2 separate regions of the Homo sapiens genome follow, and region 2 is linked to region 1. Evidence: read pairs that join two places in POLR2A ChIA-PET (ENCODE). Cell type or tissue: B cell. All regions are shown on one strand. Each heading gives the region's core, and the rest is flanking DNA. Links, peaks and the distances in the headings are about the cores only. Region 1 overlaps VAV1 (vav guanine nucleotide exchange factor 1). Region 2 has its middle 17 kb from the start of TNFSF14.

Evidence for each region. Peaks named below come from ENCODE experiments on the same cell type or tissue, not always from the same donor. Only the 100,000 strongest peaks of a DNase experiment are listed, where the experiment ranks them.
Region 2: POLR2A ChIA-PET joins it to region 1 with 11 read pairs; 2 of 35 experiments call an interaction of 5 or more read pairs at or near these places.

The regions. Positions count from the first base shown.
Region 1 is chr19:6,780,405-6,788,404 of GRCh38, reverse strand. The region is part of intron 1 of VAV1 (vav guanine nucleotide exchange factor 1); the gene reads right to left. Among named protein-coding and RNA genes, the nearest start is that of VAV1, 12 kb to the right of the region's middle. RefSeq lists a silencer at 5,528-5,700. In B cell, for the core only: no CTCF peak of the experiment used is centred there; no DNase peak of the experiment used is centred there; H3K27ac peaks cover 995 bases.
Region 2 is chr19:6,648,670-6,657,678 of GRCh38, reverse strand. No RefSeq gene overlaps it. Among named protein-coding and RNA genes, the nearest start is that of TNFSF14, 17 kb to the left of the region's middle. In B cell, for the core only: no CTCF peak of the experiment used is centred there; no DNase peak of the experiment used is centred there.

The sequences.
Region 1 (8,000 bases), core at 1-8,000:
CAAGACTCAGTCTCAAAATAATAATAATAATAATAATAATAATAATAATAATAAAATAAAAAGAATCATGTTCAACGAAGGATAATGCTAGGACCTTGGCTTCAGTGACCAGAAAGCCAACCCCCCTATTTTCCATCGAACTCAGAGTGATGAGAATATAAATTTAGAGCAGGCTGGATGTGGTGGCTCATTCCTGTAATCTAAGAGCTTTGGGAGGCTGAGGCAGAAGGATCATTTGAGGCCAGAAGTTCCATATCAGCCTGAGCAACACAGTGAGGTCCATCTCCATTGAATGTTTTAATGTTTTTTTGTTTGTTTGTTTGTTTTTGAGACGGAGTCTTGCTCTGTCACCCAGGCTGGAGTGCAGTGGCGGGATCTCGGCTCACTGCCAGCTCCACCTCCCAGGTTCACGCCATTCTCCTGCCTCAGCCTCCCAAGTAGCTGGGACTACAGGTGCCCGTCACCACACCCGGCTAATTTTTTGTATTTTTTAGTAGAGACGGGGTTTCACCGTGTTAGCCAGGATGGTCTCGATCTCCTGACCTCGTGATCCACCTGCCTCGGCCTCCCAAAGTGCTGGGATTACAGGTGTGAGCCACCATGTCTGGCTGTGTTTTAATGTTTTTAAAACATTAAAAAAACAGTTGGGCATGGTGACGCACACCTATTAGTCCCAACTACTTGGGAAGCTGAGGTAGGAGAATCTCCTGAGCCCAGAAGTTTGAGGCTGCAGGGAGCTATGACTATGCCATTGCACTCCAGCCTGTGTGACAGAGCAAAACTTAGACTTTAAATAAATAAATAAATAAATAAATAAATAAATAAATAAATCTGGAGTAGTTGGTCACCCTCATCTGCCTCCATGAGGGAAAAGAATGATTGAGGATGGAGGAAAACACCCACAAGAAAGCAGAGTTAAGAGATGGAGGGCTGGGTGCGGTGACTCACGCCTGCAATCCCAGCATTTTTGGAGGCCAAGGCGGGGAAGATTGCTTGAGGTCAGGAGTTCAAGACCAGCCTTGCCAACTTGGTGAAACCCCATCTCTACTAAAAATACAAAAATTAGCCTGGCATTGTGGTGTGCACCTGTAGTCCCAACTACTCAGGAGGCTGAGGTGGGAAGATCACTGGAGGCCAAGAGATGGAGGTTGCAGTGAGCCAAGATCGCACCACTGCACTCCAGCCTTGGTGACAGAGTGAGACCCTGTCTCAAAACACAAAAAAGCAAACAAACAAAAAATAGAGAGAGAGAGATGGAAAGACCAAGGGTGGGGAGGAGGTGTCCTGAGATATTGCCTGAGCCCCTGGATCCAGCCAGACCTGAAGGCCACTGCACTCCAGCCTGGATGACAGAGCAAGACTCCATCTCAAAAAAAAAAAAAAATAGACAGCGTGTCAACAAATGGGCCTGACCGTGTATTGGTTAAATTTTATTTTCAAAATAAGGCAGTAAGACTCTACTTTCAGGGATCATTTTTATATAGATTGTTACTAGAGAAGTTTTTCTGAATATGCGGAATACCAAAAATAATAATAATAAAATATAAAAATAGTAAACGTCAAATCAATACCAAGAAAAGTAAATAAATAAAATAATTTTTATTTTGTTTTGTTTCATTTTGTTTTGAGACCCTGTCTCTGTTGCTCAGGCTAGAGTGCAGTGGTGCAATCGTGGTTCACTGCAACCTCCATCTCCCAGGCTGAAGTGATCCTTCCACCTCAGCCTCTTGAGTAGCTGGGACTATAGGCGCACACCATCACACCCAGGTAATTTTTATATTTTTTATAGAGATGGGGTTTTGCCAGGATGCCCAGGCTGATCTCAAACTTTTGGGCTCAAGTGATCCTCCTGCCTCAGCCTCCCAATGTCTTAAGATTACAGGCGTGAGCCACTGCACCCAGCCATAATTTTCATTTTTAATTTTTTAAATTAATTTATTTTACAGGGACGGGCTTGCTGTGTTGCCCAGGCTGGAGTGCAGTGGCAGGATCATAGTTCACTGCAGCCTCAAACTCCTGGGCTCAAGCGATCCTCCCATCTCAGCCTCCCGGGTAGCTGGGACTACAGATACAAGCTAAGATAATTTTTAAAACACGAGGCAGCTTGGGCCCATGAGTTATCATTTGCCAGCCCCTGTGTTAAGCGAATGAATGAAGCAATTAGAATCATATATTCATATGATAAATGAATAAATTAATTGATTCCGTACTATGTGCCAGGTGGTGTTCTAAAGCACTGGGGGACGTAAAATAGACAAAAATCCTTGCCTTGACATTTGAGTGTGGAAAACAGGTAATAAGCAAATAAGTAAAAACTATGACAGGTCAGAGAGCACTAAGTGCTATGGAGAAAAATAAAACATGAAAGAGAATGGGAAGTTGGGAGGGCGAAATCTATGATTTTATATCTAGAAACAGTGGAAGATCTCTCAGATAAGAAATCTGGGCTGGGCGCGGTGGCTCATTACCTGTAATCCCAGCACTTTGGGAGGCCGAGACGGGCGGATCACTTGAAGTCATGAGTTCAAGACCAGCTGGCCAACATGGTGAAACCCCATCTCTACTAAAAATACAAAAATTAGCTGGGTGTGGTGGTGCGTCCCTATAATCCTGGCTACTCGGAAGGCTGAGGCAGGAGAATCATTTGGGCCCAGGAGGCAGAGGTTGCGGTGAGCTGAGATCGTGCCACTGCACTCCAGCCTGGGCGATAGAGCAAGACTCTATCTCAAAAAAAAAAAAAAAAGAAAGAAAGAAAGAAAGAAACCTGGCCACTGACCATGTGCAGTGGCTCACATCAGTAATCCCAGCACTTTGAAAGGCTGAGGCGGGCAGATCACCTGAAGTCAGGAGTTTGAGACCAGCCTGGCCAACATGGTGAAACTCCGTCTCTACTAAAAATACAGAAATTAGCCAGGCATGGTGGCACATGCCTGTAATCCCAGCTACTTGGGAGGCTGAGGCAGGAGAATCACTTGAATCCAAGAGGCAGAGGTTGCAGTGAGCTGAGATCATGTCACTGCACTCCAGCCTGGACAATAGACAGAGACCCCGTTAAAACAAAGAAAAAAGAAAAAGGTGAAGTGGCTCATGTCTGTATCCGAGCACTTTGGGAGGCAGAGGCGAGAGGATCACTTGAGCCCAGAAGTTGGAGGCTGCAGTGAGCTATGATAACACCACTGCACTCCAGCCTGGGCAATAGAGCAAGACCCCCTTCTCCGAAAAAAGACAGAGAGAGAGAGAAAGAGAAACCTGAAGGAGATAAGAGAACACTCACCGTGTATACCTGAGGGAAGAGAAATCCCTGAAGAAGGAAGAGCCAGTGCAAAGGCCCTGAGGCTGGATTGTGCTGGGTGGCCGATTTGGCTGCGGTGCAGAGAGCAATGGGTAGAGAGGGAGCAGGGAAGGGCTGAGAGATGGACAGAGGCCAAATGCATAAGCCCTTGTGGGCTACAGTGAGGATTTTGTCTTTTTCACCAAGGGCAGTGGGGAACCAGGGAAGGGCTGTGAGTAGGGAAGGGACAGAGATTTCTAGCATCTCTGTGAAAGTCCTGAAAGGTGACATTTCCCAGCACTGGACCAAGAGAGGAGGTCAGTGAATAGAATAGAATGGAGGCTGGGCATGGTGGCTCACGTCTGTAATCCCAGCACTTTGGGAGGCCGAGGCGGGTAGATCACTTGAGGCCAGGAGTTGGAGACCAGCTTGGCCAACATGGTGAAACCCCGTCTCTACTAAAAATACAAAAATCAGCTAGGTGTGGTGGCACTTGCCTGTAATCCCAGCTACTCAGGAGGCTGAGGCAGGAGAATCGCTTGAACCCGGGAGGCGGAGGCTGCCGTGAGCCAAGATTGTGCCACTGCACTCCAGCCTGGGAGAGAGAGTGAAACTCTGTCTCAAAAAAAAAAAAAAAAAAGGAACAGAATGGAATGGAAAGGGATGGTGCCAAGTGCTGACCCTCCTAGATGCCCCTCCTGTTGGCCCTAGCAGGCAAGGTAAGAGGAGGTTTTCCAATCAGCCCAACCCATTTTGCTGAAGTTGCTATCACCCAGCTCCCTCATCCCCAGCTGAATTCCTCCCCCATGGCCTTGGCTCAGGTCCTTCTTATTCTACATCCCATTGAGATTTCCACAGACCTGCATAGATATATTTAGAGACAGGGTCTTACTCTTTTGTCCAGTCTGGAGTACAGTGGTAGCACAATCATAGCTCACTGCAGCATCAAACTCCTGGGCTCAAGCGATCCTCCTGCCTCAACTTCCTGAGTAGCTGAGACTATAGGCGTGCACCACCATGCCGGGCTTATTTTTTTATTTTTTGTAGAGACGGGACCTTGGTATGTTGCCCAGGCTGGTCTCGAATTCCTAGCCTCAAGCAATCCTCCTGTCTCGGCCTCTCAAAGTGCTGAGATTACAGGCATGAGCCACCATGCCTGGCCCTAGACCTGCATTCCTGAAACCCGCTCCATACCTGCATTTCTGGAGCCAGTGAGGCATTACCCTGAGGTTCTACGGCAGTGACTTCTTTGCGTCCAACCAACCTATCTCCTTTTTATCCCCAGCTCCAGTTTAACCACATTCCTAGTCTCCCTCGTAGTTAAATGGAGCCATGTGACCAAGTTCTGGCCAATAACAAGAATGGAGGCAGGGCATGGTGGCTCACGCCTGTAATCCCAGCACTTTGGGAGGCCGAGGCGAGTGGATCACCCGAGGTCAGGAGTTCGAGACCACCCTGACTAACATGGAGAAACCCCTACAAAATTAGCCAGGTGTGATGGTGCATGCCTGTAATCCCAGCTACTTGGGAGGCTGAGGCAGGAGAATCACTTGAACCTGGGAGGCGGAGGTTGCCGTGATGCACTGAACAGAGATCGCGCCATTGCACTCCAGCCTGGAGGAAAAGGGCAAAACTCCGTCTCAAAAAAAAAAAAAAAAAAAAAGGATGGAGGTGATGGCGCCACTTCCAGGCCTGGCCTGGGAAATTCTTTCATAGCGCTCTTTCCCCAGTAGAAAAGACTCCAAGGGCCTTCGGGAAGCTAAGACCATGAGATGATGGAGCCTCGGCCCTAGAGAGACTCTATAACATAGAGCCCTCCTCCCCCAACCCCTGACATTGACCCAAACTGAATTGTGACATCAATAAGAAGTAAAGTCTCACTATCACTGAAGTCATGTAATTTGGTTTTGTGTTTTGAGGGTTTGGTTTTGTTTGTTTTTGTTTTTGTTTTTTTTGAGACGGAGTCTCGCTCTGTCACCAGGCTGGAGTGCAGTGGCATGATCTCAGCTCACTGTAGCCTCCACCTCCCAGGTTCAAGCCATTCTCCTGCCTCAGCCTCCTGAGTAGCTGGGACTACAGGCATACACCACCACGCCTGGCTAATTTATGTATTTTTAGTAGAAACCGGATTTCCCCATATTGGTCAGGCTGGTTTCAAACTCCTGACCTCATGATCCACCTGCCTTGGCCTCCCAAGGTGCTGGGATTACAGGCGTGAGCCACTGCACCTGGCCTTTTTTTTTTTTCTTCCGAGACAGGATCTCACTCTGTCACCCGGGCTGGACTGCAGCGGCGCGATCTATAGCTCACTGCAGCCTCCAATTCCTGGGCTCAAGTGATCCTCCTGCCTCAGCGTCCTAGGTAGCCGGGACCATAGGCACACACCACCATGCTCTGCTAATATATATATATATTTTGTAGAGATGGGGATCTTGTATGTTGCCCAAGCTAGTCTCAAACTCCTGGCCTCAAGCGATTAGCCTTGCCTTGGCTTCCCAAAGTGTTGGGATTATAGGCGTGAGCCATTGTGCCTGGCAAAATGATGCAATTTGTTACAGCAGTTAACATACGTACCCTGACTTATATACCATTGCCTACAGGCAGCTGGGACTCAATGGAATTAAATTAACAAAAATAATGACTCTCGTTCATTTAGCACTCACTATATGTTAATTGCCATGCTGGGAATTTCATTTACCTTATCATGTTTAATCCTTACACAACTCTGAAATAAAGGTACTGTCAACATTTCCATTTTATTTTATTTTATTTTTATTTTTATTTATTTATTTATTTATTTATTTTAGATGGAGTCTCACTCTGTTGCCTAGGCTGGAGTGCAGTGGTGCAATCTTGGCTCACTACAACCTCCGCCTCCTGGGTTCAAGGGATTCTTCTGCCTCAGTCTCCTGAGTAGCTGGGATTACAGGTGCCCACCAGCACACCCGGCTAATTATTGTATTTGTAGTAGAGTTGGGCTTTCGCCATGTTGGACAGGCTGGTCTTGAACTCCTGACCTCAGGTGATCCCCCACCTCAGCCTCCCGAAGTGCTGGGATTACAAGAGTGAGCCATGTGCACGGCCAACATTCTCATTTTATAGATTTCCTGTTTTATAGATAAGACAATCAGGGATCCAATAGGTTAAGTAATTATTTTTTTCTCCAAGACCACAAAGCTAGCAAATACCTGACTTGCAATTTAAGTCAACCTATATATAAAGAGCTCCTAAAAATCAGTAAGAGATGCCTGTAATCCCAGCACTTTGGGAGGCCAAGACGGGTGGATCACTCGAGGTCAGGAGTTTGAGACCGGCCAGGCCAACATGGCGAAACCCTGTCTCTACTAAAAATACAAAAATTAGCTGGGCATCTTGGCGCACACCTGTAATCTCAGCTACTTGTGAGGCTGAGGCACGAGAATCACTTGAACCTGGGAGGCGGAGGTTGCAGTGAGCTGAGATTGCGCCACTACACTGCAGCCTGTACAACAGAGAAAGACTCAGCCTCAAAAAAAAAAAAAAAATCAGTAAGAGAAAAGGTCAGTAGTTCTAGAAAGTGCAACAATAGTAAGCAAGTGATATGAACAGAGATTGTATCACAGGAAGAAAATATAAATAGCTCTTAAACATAAGGAAAGAGGCTCAGCTTCACTCAGAATAAGAGAAAATGTAAACTGAGCCTTAATGAGCTCCACTGATTTCCCATCCAGCTGGCAAAACTCCAGAATCTTGGCAACAGAACCGTCTGTCGGGGAGGCGGCAGAGAAGCCAGTCCTCTGGCATGTGGTGGTATAATTGAAATAATTCATATGGAAACAATCCCAGACGGATAACAATTTGGCAATATCTATCAAAAACACAAAGATTGGCTAGCACTTCGGTTGACAAAATAAAACGTCTTAAAATTTGAAAAATAAAAACACGAGGACTGGGTGGAGCACGATGATTCACGATTATCATCCCAGCACTTTGGGAGGCCGAGGTGGGAGGGTCTCTTGAGGCCAGGAGTTTGAGACCAGCCTGGGCAACATGGTGAGACCCCCATCTCTACTTTAAAAAATGGTGGGCTTGGTGGTGTGCATCTGTAGTCCCAGCTGCTCAGGAGGCTGAGGCAGGAGGATCACTTGAACCCAAGAAGTGGAGGTTGCAGTGAGCAGAGATCGTGCCAATGCACTCCAGCCTGGGTGACAGAGTGAGACTCTGTCTCAAAAGAAAGATAAGAAATCTTTGTATAAAATATGGTATAAATGATAAGAAATCGCCTGGGCATGGTGGCTATCACGTGTAATCCCAGCACTTTGGGAGGCTGAGGCGGGCAGATCATCTGAGGTCAGGAGTTCAAGACCAGCCTGGTCAACATGGTGAAACCCTGTCTCTACTAAAAATACAAAAAAATTAGCCGGATGTGGTGGCACGTGCCTGTAATCCCAGCTACTCGGGAGGCTGAGGCAGGAGAATCTCTTGAACCCAGGAGGTGGAGGTTCCAGTGAGCTGAGATCACGTCATTGCACTCCAGCCTGAGGAATAGAGTGAGACTCCGTCCCAAAAAAAAAAAAAAAAGAAAAAAGAAAGAAAAGGAGAAGGCAATCTTTTAATGCAATGGTAAGTATTCAGTGCAGTCCCATGCTGTACGGGTTTGTAGCTAGGAGCAATAGGTTATACCATATAGCCCAGGTGTGCAGTATGCTGTACCCTCTAGGTTTATGTAAATGTACTCTGATGTTCACAC
Region 2 (9,009 bases), core at 563-8,562, 130 kb after region 1:
GCATCAATGGGACTGAACCAGGACCCCTCCTGTGCGTGTTGGTTCATGTGCTCCCCCAGGTCTACACGTACAGTGGGCCAGAAGGACAGCTTCTCATCGCTCCCCCTGAATTACATTCCAGGTTTCACCGAGCTGCCCCACTCCTTGTGCCCCTTCTGGCCGGCCTTAGCATAGCTGGATCAGCAGCCATTGGCACGGCTGCCCTGGTTCAAGGAGAGACCGGACTAATGTCCCTGTCTCAACAAGTAGATGCTGGCCGGGCGCGGTGGCTCATGCCCGTAATCCCAGCACCTTGGGAGGCCAAGGCAGGTGGATCACGAGGTCAGGAGATCAAGACCATCCTGGCTAACACGGTGAAACCCCGTTTCTACTAAAAATACAAAAAACGAGCCGGGCGTGGTGGCGGGCGCCTGTAGTCCCAGCTACTTGGGAGGCTGAGGCAGGAGAATGGCGTGAACCCGGGAGGCGGGGCTTGCAGTGAGCTGAGATTGCACCACTGCACTCCAGCCTGGGTGACAGAGCGAGACTCTGTCTCAAAAAAAAAAAAAACAAGTAGATGCTAATTTAAGCAATCTCCAATCAGCCATAAATATACTGCATACCCAGGTAGAGTCTCTAGCTGAAGTAGTTCTTCAAAACCGCCGAGGCTTAGATCTGCTATTTCTCTCCCAAGGAGGGCTACACACAGCTCTAGGAGAGAGTCGTTGTTTCTATGCCAATCAGTCTGGAGTCATAAAAGATACTCTCCAAAAAGTTCGAGAAAATCTAGATAGATGCCAGCAAAAACGAGAAAATAACACCCCCTGGTACCAAAACATGCTTAATTGGAATCCATGGCTGACGACTCTCATTACTGGATTGGCAGGACCCATTCTCCTCCTCTTGTTAGTCTTCAGGCCTTGTGTATTAAATGGGTTCTTAACTTTATAAAGCAGCGCATAGCTTCTGTCAAACTTATGTATCTTAGGACCCAATATAACCCCCTTGTTATAACCGAGGAATCAATGATTCGATTCCCCAAAACACGAGTGGGGAATGTCATACCCTACCTTGTTTTTAACCTGATTGACCCTCCCTTAGCTGAGAAAGCCAGACAGACTCCATTTTGGCTCCTTCATTTGCAGTCCCTCACCCACCCCCCTTCCTCAAGGACTTAAGCTGACTCCCAGCACATCCAAGAATGCGATTACTGATAAGATACTGTGACAAGCTATATCCACAATTCCCAGGAATTCGTCCGGTTGATAGCACCCAAAGCCCCCGCGTCTATCACCTTGTGATAGATTTAAAGCCCCTGCACCTGGAACTGTTTGTTTTCCTTTTACCATTTATCTTTTTAATTTTCTTGCCTGTTTTGCTTCCATAAAATTGCTTCAGCTCTGCTCCCTCCTCCCCTTCTAAACCAAGGTATAAAAAGAAACCTAGCCCCTTCTTCGGGGCTGAGAGAATTTTGAGCGCTAGCCATCTCTCAGTCGCCGGCTAATAAAGGACTCCTTAATTAGTCTAAGAGTGTGGCGTTTCTCTATAACTTGCCCGGTTACAACGCAGCACTTTGGAATTCCAGCCGAGGCAGGTGGATCACCTGAGGTCAGGAGCTCGAGACCAGCCTGGTCAACATGGTGAAACCTCATTTCTACTAAAATACAAAATTAGCTGGGCATGGTGGCACGTGCCTGTAATCCCAGCTACTTGGGAGGCTAAGGCAAGAGAATCGCTTGAATCCAGGAGGTGGAGGTTGCGGTGAGCTGAGATCACGCCATTGCACTCTAGCCTGGGCAACAGAGCATAACTCTGTCTCAAAAAAAGATAAAAATAAAAATAATAAATAAATAAAAGGAATGATGATGATGCCAAGCAACCACAGATTGTCCACATGGGTGGCTGAGACAGTGACCTTTGCTTTCAAATGGTTCAGTGTACACCAACTTTGTGTCATGCACAAAATTATTAATACTATTTTATGAAATTATCTTCAGTCTATGTGTACAAGGTATATATGAAACATAAATGAATTTCTTTCTTTCTTTTTTTTTTTTTTTTTGAGGCTGAGTCTCCCTCTGTCTCCCAGGCTGGAGTGCAATGTTGTGATCTCAGCTCACTGCAACCTGCAACCTCTGCCTCCCGGGTTCAAGTGATTTTCCTGCCTCAGCCTCCCAGTAGCTGGGATTACAGGCGCCCACCACAACCAGCTAATTTTTTTTTTCTTTTTGTATTTTTAGTAGAGACGGGGTTTCACCATGTTGGCCAGGCTGGTCTCGAACTCTCAACCTCAGGTGATCCACCCCCCTCAGCCTCCCAGACTGCTGGGATTACAGGCTTGAGCCACCGTGCCCGGCCTATTCAAGGCCTAGGCGTCTTGTGTGAGTTATACATTTATATGCATCTTTTGGCTTCGGGCAGGAGCTGTTACTGTCTGCACATCTTAGACGCAGAACTGTGGACCGAGAGAGGCAAGGATGCCCTTTACCTCTGCCAAGGGTACGCAGTGGATTCAGGGCAGTTTCCTGCCTTCCCTGCCCTTGCTGGGCTGGTGGGAGGTAGGAGAGCCCCCAGCGCCTGGCCCCAACCCCCGCTGGAGTTTCCTTCACTCTCATCACAGTCTTTCTGTTTCTGTGGCTTTGATGAGGAAACCAAGGTGTGGAGAGCATGTATTGATAAAAGTCACCAGCAGCTACCAACTTCCGCGTGGGGATGGAACCTCTTGCTAAGTTTAGCCTCCAAAAATCATTCTGGGAGGCGTCTCTCAACCTGGAGGAGCTGGAGAGAGAGGAAGAAGGAGACGTGGGTGAGGAGGAGGATGGAAAGAGATGGGGAAGGGCAGATGAAGAAAGAGGGGGAAAGGAGGAGGAGGTGGCAGGAGGAGGAGGAGGAGGATGGAGAGGGAAAAAAGGGGAGAGCCAGAGGAGGAGTGGAGAGGGGAAGGAGATGAAGGGGAAAGAGAGGAGAGAAAGGAAAGACAGGGAGGGGAGGAAAAGATGGGAGGAGAACAAGGAAAAACCCCACAAAGACAGAAGCTGGTGCAACAAGAGACTGTACACCCGTACTTGACCTTCAATAAAGTATAGGGACAGAGACCTCCTATACCAGGCTGCTAACCTACTTTTCACTTCTGAGAAGTTTATCTACCTCATTTCCTCTTTTCGCCTCCTGCGCTCCAGCTTCTTTTCAGATTGCCTCCTTACCGCACCCACCAACCCACCACCACCATCAGCTCTTCCTCAGGACCTGAAGTCCACCGTCCTCACCCTACCCCCACCCCCTGGGCAGGAAATCCTCCCCCCTCTTCATCTCTTGCCAAGACCAAGAGGTGGTAGAAGTAAAGAAGCAATGATGAGAAAACAAATTATTATTATTATTATTTTGAGACTCAGTCTCACTCTGTCGTCCAGACTGGAGTGCAGTGGCGCGATCCTGCCTCACTGCAACCTCCGCCTCCCAGATTCAAGCAATTCCCCTGCCTCAGCCTCCTGAGTAGCTGGGATTACAGGCACACGCTACCATATCTGGTTAATTTTTTTTTTTTTTTTTTTTTTTGTAGTTTTAGTAGAGATGGGGTTTCAACATGTTGACCAGGCTGGTCTTGAACTCCTGACCTCAGGTGATCCACCTGCCTCGGTCTCCCAAAGTGTTGGGATTACAGGCCACCATGCCTGGCCAAGAAAACAAATGATTAATCTCATAGTAGGACGCTATGTTCCTCCTGGGGAATGCCACAGCATTTGAACACTTGAGACGCATCGTTGCAGAGAAGCAGGATGGTTCTTATCCTGGAGCCTGATGACCAGAATGTGAGACAGGGGCAAGAGTCAATTGATCAAGGTTTCTGAAGCCAGCTTTAGCACACATCTGGGAAAATCACCAGCCACAGTTGCCTCTGTGGCTGTTTTTCCAAAGAAGTTTCAGGAGGTTTCATATTTACACATTTTTCTTTTCTTTTCTTTTCTTTTCTTTTTTTTTTTGAGACGGAGTCTCGCTCTGTTGCCCAGGCTGGAGTGCACTGGCGGGATCTCGGCTCACTGCAAGCTCTGCCTCCCAGGTTCACGCCATTCTCCTGCCTCAGCCTTCCGAGTAGCTGGGACTACAGGCGCCCGCCACCACACCCGGCTAATTTTTTTTGTATTTTTAGTAGAGACGGGGTTTCACCGTGTTAACCAGGATGGTCTCGATCTCCTGATCTCCTGATCCACCCGCCTCGGCCTCCCAAAGTGCTGGGATTACAGGCTTGAGCCACTGCGCCCGGCCTTTTTTTTTTTTTTTTTTTTTTTGTTGAGACGGAGCTTTGCTCTTTCACCCAGGTTGGAGTGAAGTGGCATGATCTCGGCTCACTGCAACCTCCACCCCCTGGGTTCAAGCAATTCTCCTGCCTCAGCCTCCCAAGTAGCTGGGATTATAGGAGCCCGCCACCATGCCCGGCTAATTCTTGTATTTTTAGTAGAGACGAGGTTTTGCCATGTTGGCCAGGCTGGTCTCGAACTCCTGACTGACCTCAGGTGATCCACCTGCCTCGGCCTCCCAAAGTGCTGGGATTACAGGCATCAGCCACCGTGCCCGGCCTACACATTTCCTTAAAGAGGGGAATGGCACTGAGGAAGAAAGGCAGGTAGGCAGTAAGGCAAACCCTTACATTCTTATGAGACTTTAGTTAGTGCCCAGTAAATCTACATTTTACATAAGCTAAGGTGAATGTTTGAAGAGGAAGGGAGCAATGACTAATCTTGTCTTGTCTTTGTCTTTCACCTGGGAAGATAAGCTTGTAATTGACGTTGTCACTGTGAAATGGAACAGACTTTAGCTTTAGATTGCAGACCTAAAGTTAACATTTTCATGTTCTTGTTTATAGGAAGCCAGCAAAGAATTTCCTGAGGAAAGATCTGTGGGGATTAGCCCTTCATAGATGCCTGAGGCCTTTTACTTTTGGGGGTGGGGGGATATAGCTGATACATAAAACCAGTGACAGCTATTCATTGGATGAGGATGTGACAATGACTCAGCCTCCAAGCTTAGCCTTCCCTTTTGCACAAAGAGGTTGAGGGTTCTGATATTTTCTATGTTCCTTTACAAGCCAGACCCCCTGAGGTCAAATCCCCACTCTGTCACTTCCCAGATGGGTGACCTTAGTATTCATCCTTGGCATCTCTGGGCCTCAGTTTCCTCATCTTTAAAAGACGATGAAAAGTGGCCTCTACCTTACCCTGCTTATTGTGAGATTACATGGCTTGAACCCTTAGGTACTTTTACAGAGCTTGGCCCACAGTGAGCTCTTGAATCCTTCGTAGCTATTCTTTTTGTAAGCATGCTGTAATCATGTGCACATTTAAATTTCTGATTCTTTTCAGTTATTACATCAAAAGTGGCCTTACATTCACAGGCCACATCTAGTGTGTTTTTTAAATGGGAATTGGTAACCATTATATAAATATTCAAAAATTTTGCACGTGGGTGGCTCACGCCTGTAATCCCAGCACTTTGGCAGGCTGAAGTGGGTGGATCCCCTGAGGTCAGGAATTCGAGACCAGCCTAACCAATATGGTGAAACCCTATGGGTGTTTCACCCACAAGCCAGGCATATGGATATGTGCCTGTAGTCCCAGCTACTCGGGAGGCTGAGACAGGAAGATTGCTTGAATCCAGGAGGTGGAAGTTGCAGTGAGCCAAGATTGCACCACTGCACTCCAGACAGGGAGACAGAGCAAGACTCCATCTCAAAAAAAAAAAAAAGAAAAAAGAAAATTTTCACATAGACATGGACAAATCCAGATTTCTGGGTTTTCTTGGGGAGGTAGAAGCTGTGACAACAGCCCAGGTTGGATAGTGGCTGTCTCCTTTGGATAGGGCATGGGCTCAGCAGCTCACCACAGTCCCCACCACTCCCAGTTGTCTCTCACACTGAGGCTGAATGCCAGTCGCCTTTCATCATCATACTTGTGCTGTTGTTTTTAAGTAATAGTAATATTAATTATACTTCACATTTCTGGAGTACTCACTATGCACCATGATAAGTGTTACTCATTCACTTTAACTTATTTAATTCTCACAATAACCTTGCAGGGAGGTACTATTTTGACTCCTATTTTATGGATGGGGAAATCCAGGCACAGAGAAGTTGTCACTTCTCCATCAAAGGTGAGAAAATATATAACAGCCTGAGATGACCAAAGTTTTAAGAAAAAGGAGAGTTCATCGTTTTATTAGTTCCCTGCTGCTGCTGAAACACATGATCACAAACTTAGTGGCTTAAAACAACACTATTTTATTTTCTTACAGGTCTAGGGGCCAGAAGTCCAAAATGAGTCTTAAGAGGCTAAAATCAAAGTATCAGCAGAGCTGTATTTTTTTCTGGGAGTTCTAGGGAATAATTCATTTTCCTGACTTTTCTTTTCTTTTCTTTCTTTTTTTTTTTTTTTTTTTCTTTGAGACGGAGTTTCACTCTGTCACCCAGGCTGGAGTGCAATGGCATGGTCTCGGCTCACTGCAACCTCCGCCTCCCGGGTTCAAGTGATTCTCCTGCCTCAGCCTCCCGAGTAGCTGGGACTACAGGTGCCCACCACCATGCCCAGCTAATTTTTGTGTTTTTAGTAGAGACGGGGTTTCACCATGTTGATCAGGCTGGTCTCAAACTCCTGACCTCAGGTGATCCACCCACCTTGGCCTCCCAAAGTGTTGTGATTACAGGCGTGAGCCATTGCACCCAGCCTTTTCCTGCCTTTTCTCACTTCTGGAGGCCACCATCCATCCCTAGTTCATGTCCACCTTCCTCTGTCTTCAAAGCCAGAAGTATAACGCCTTCAAATATCTCTCTCTCTCCCTCCACTGCTCCCATTATCACCTCTTTCTTGGACTCTGATCCCTTCCTGCCTCCATTTTATAGGAATCTCTGACTGGGAACTGCTATAATCCCAGCATTTTGGGAGGCCAAGGAGGGGAGGCTCACTTGAGGCCAGGAGTTCAAGACCAGCATGGGCAACATAGTGATACTTCATCTCTACAAACATTAAAATTAAAAAAACAAAAATAGGCCAGGTGTGGTGGCTCACAACTGTAATTCCAGCATTTTGGGGGACTGAGATGGGAGGATCACTTGAGGCCAGGAGTTCAAGACTAGCCTGGGCAAAATACTGAGACATCATCTTTACAAAAATTAACATTAAAAAAAAATTAGACTGAGCATGGTGGCTCATGCCTGTAATTCCAGCACTTTGGGAGACTGAGTTGGGAGGATCACTTGAGGCCAGAAGTTTGAGACCAGCCTGGGTAACATGGTGAGACCCCATCTCTACAAAAAAAAAATTTTTTTTTTAATTAGCCAGTCATAGTGGCATGCACCTGTAGTCTCAGTTACCCAGGAGGCTGAGGTGGGAGGATCAGTTGAGCCCAGAAGGTGGAGGCTGCAGTGAGCTGAGATCACACCACTACACTCCAGCCTGGGCAACAGAGCAAGACACTGTCTCAAAAAAAAAAAATAGCCAGGAGTGGTAGTGCATGCCTGTACTTCCAGCTACTTGGGAAGCTGAGGCAGGAGGATCGCTTAAGTCCGGGAGTTTAAGATCAGCCTGGGCAACATAGTGAGACCATGTCTGTATAAAAAATCAAAAATTAGCCAGGTGTGGTGGTGCATGCCTATAGTTCCAGCTACTTGGGAGGCTGAGATGGGAGGATTGCTTGAGCCTAGGAGTCCAAAGCTGCAGTGAGCCATGATCGCACCACTGCACCCCAGCCTGGGCAACAGTGATACCCTGTCACTTACCAAAAAAAAAAAAAAAGGACAAAAAACAAAAATCCTTTTGACTAGGTTGGACCTACCCACATAACCCAGGATAAGGTCCTTTACTTAATCACATCTACTAAATCTCTTTTGCTGTGTAAGGAAACAAACATATCCATAGATCCTAAGGAGTAGGATGTGGACATCTTGAGGTGTGGGGTTGGGGAGAAATTGCCTTATTCTGTCTGCCATAACAGTCCTTTGTGGCAAATAAAGAATGTTTTCTATATTTTAAATAATCAAGGTGTGTGCCTATGAGTGTTAAAAACAGAATCCAGCTTACTTTACATGTTTACACCAATTACTTGGCCCCTGTAAGCATTTGAGTTTGGAATCCTTGAATATCCTTAGATAACATGGCTCATGACCAGGATTTGGGAATGCAAAGGATTCTGACATTTAACCTTTGAGTTGATAAAACAAAGACTGGAGGGCCGAGGGCTCTAGGCAAAGGGAGCAGCTTGTGCAGAGGCTCTGAAGCAGGAAGGAGCTTGAAGACATCCAGGAATCAAAGGAAACCCAGAGTCTCTGGAGTCCAGAGGTGAAGAGTGAGGAGGAGGGCGGGGTGCAGTGAGCAGTGGCCAGAGGGGTGGAGGAGACAGAAGAGGAAGGACTTTGTATAAGCCATTAGAATTTTATTTTAAGTGTAATGGAAGATTTCTAATGGAAGACCATTAGAATACTTTTTAAAAATTGTTAATGCCTAGAGATTTTTACAAAAACTTATTAGGGCCGGGCACGGTGGCTCACATCTGTAATCCCAGCACTTTGGGAGGCCAAGGAGGGCGGATCACTTGAGCCCAGGACTTCAAGACCAGCCTGGGCAACATCGCAAAACCCTGTCTCTACAAAAAATACAAAAATAAGCTGGGTGTGGTGGCATGCACATGCAGTCCCAGCTACTCGGGAGGCTGAGGCAGGAGAATCGCTTAAGCCTGGCAGGGGCGGAGGTTGCAGTGAGCCAAGGTTGTGCCACTGCCCTCCAGCCTGGGCAACAGGGGTGAAACCCTGTCTCAAAAAAATAAATAAATTATTAGGGCAATTTATGAACATGCACAAAAAAGAGGAAAATTGTCTAAGAAACTCCCATAAATTCATCACTTCATTTCAATAGTTTCAATGTCCTGCCACGCTGACTTTATCAACTACCCTCTTTCTAAATTTGATATTATTTCAGATATCATCCCATTTCACATCCCCCCTTGAATATTTTGAATGTATCTCCAAGGGATAAAAGGTATATCTCC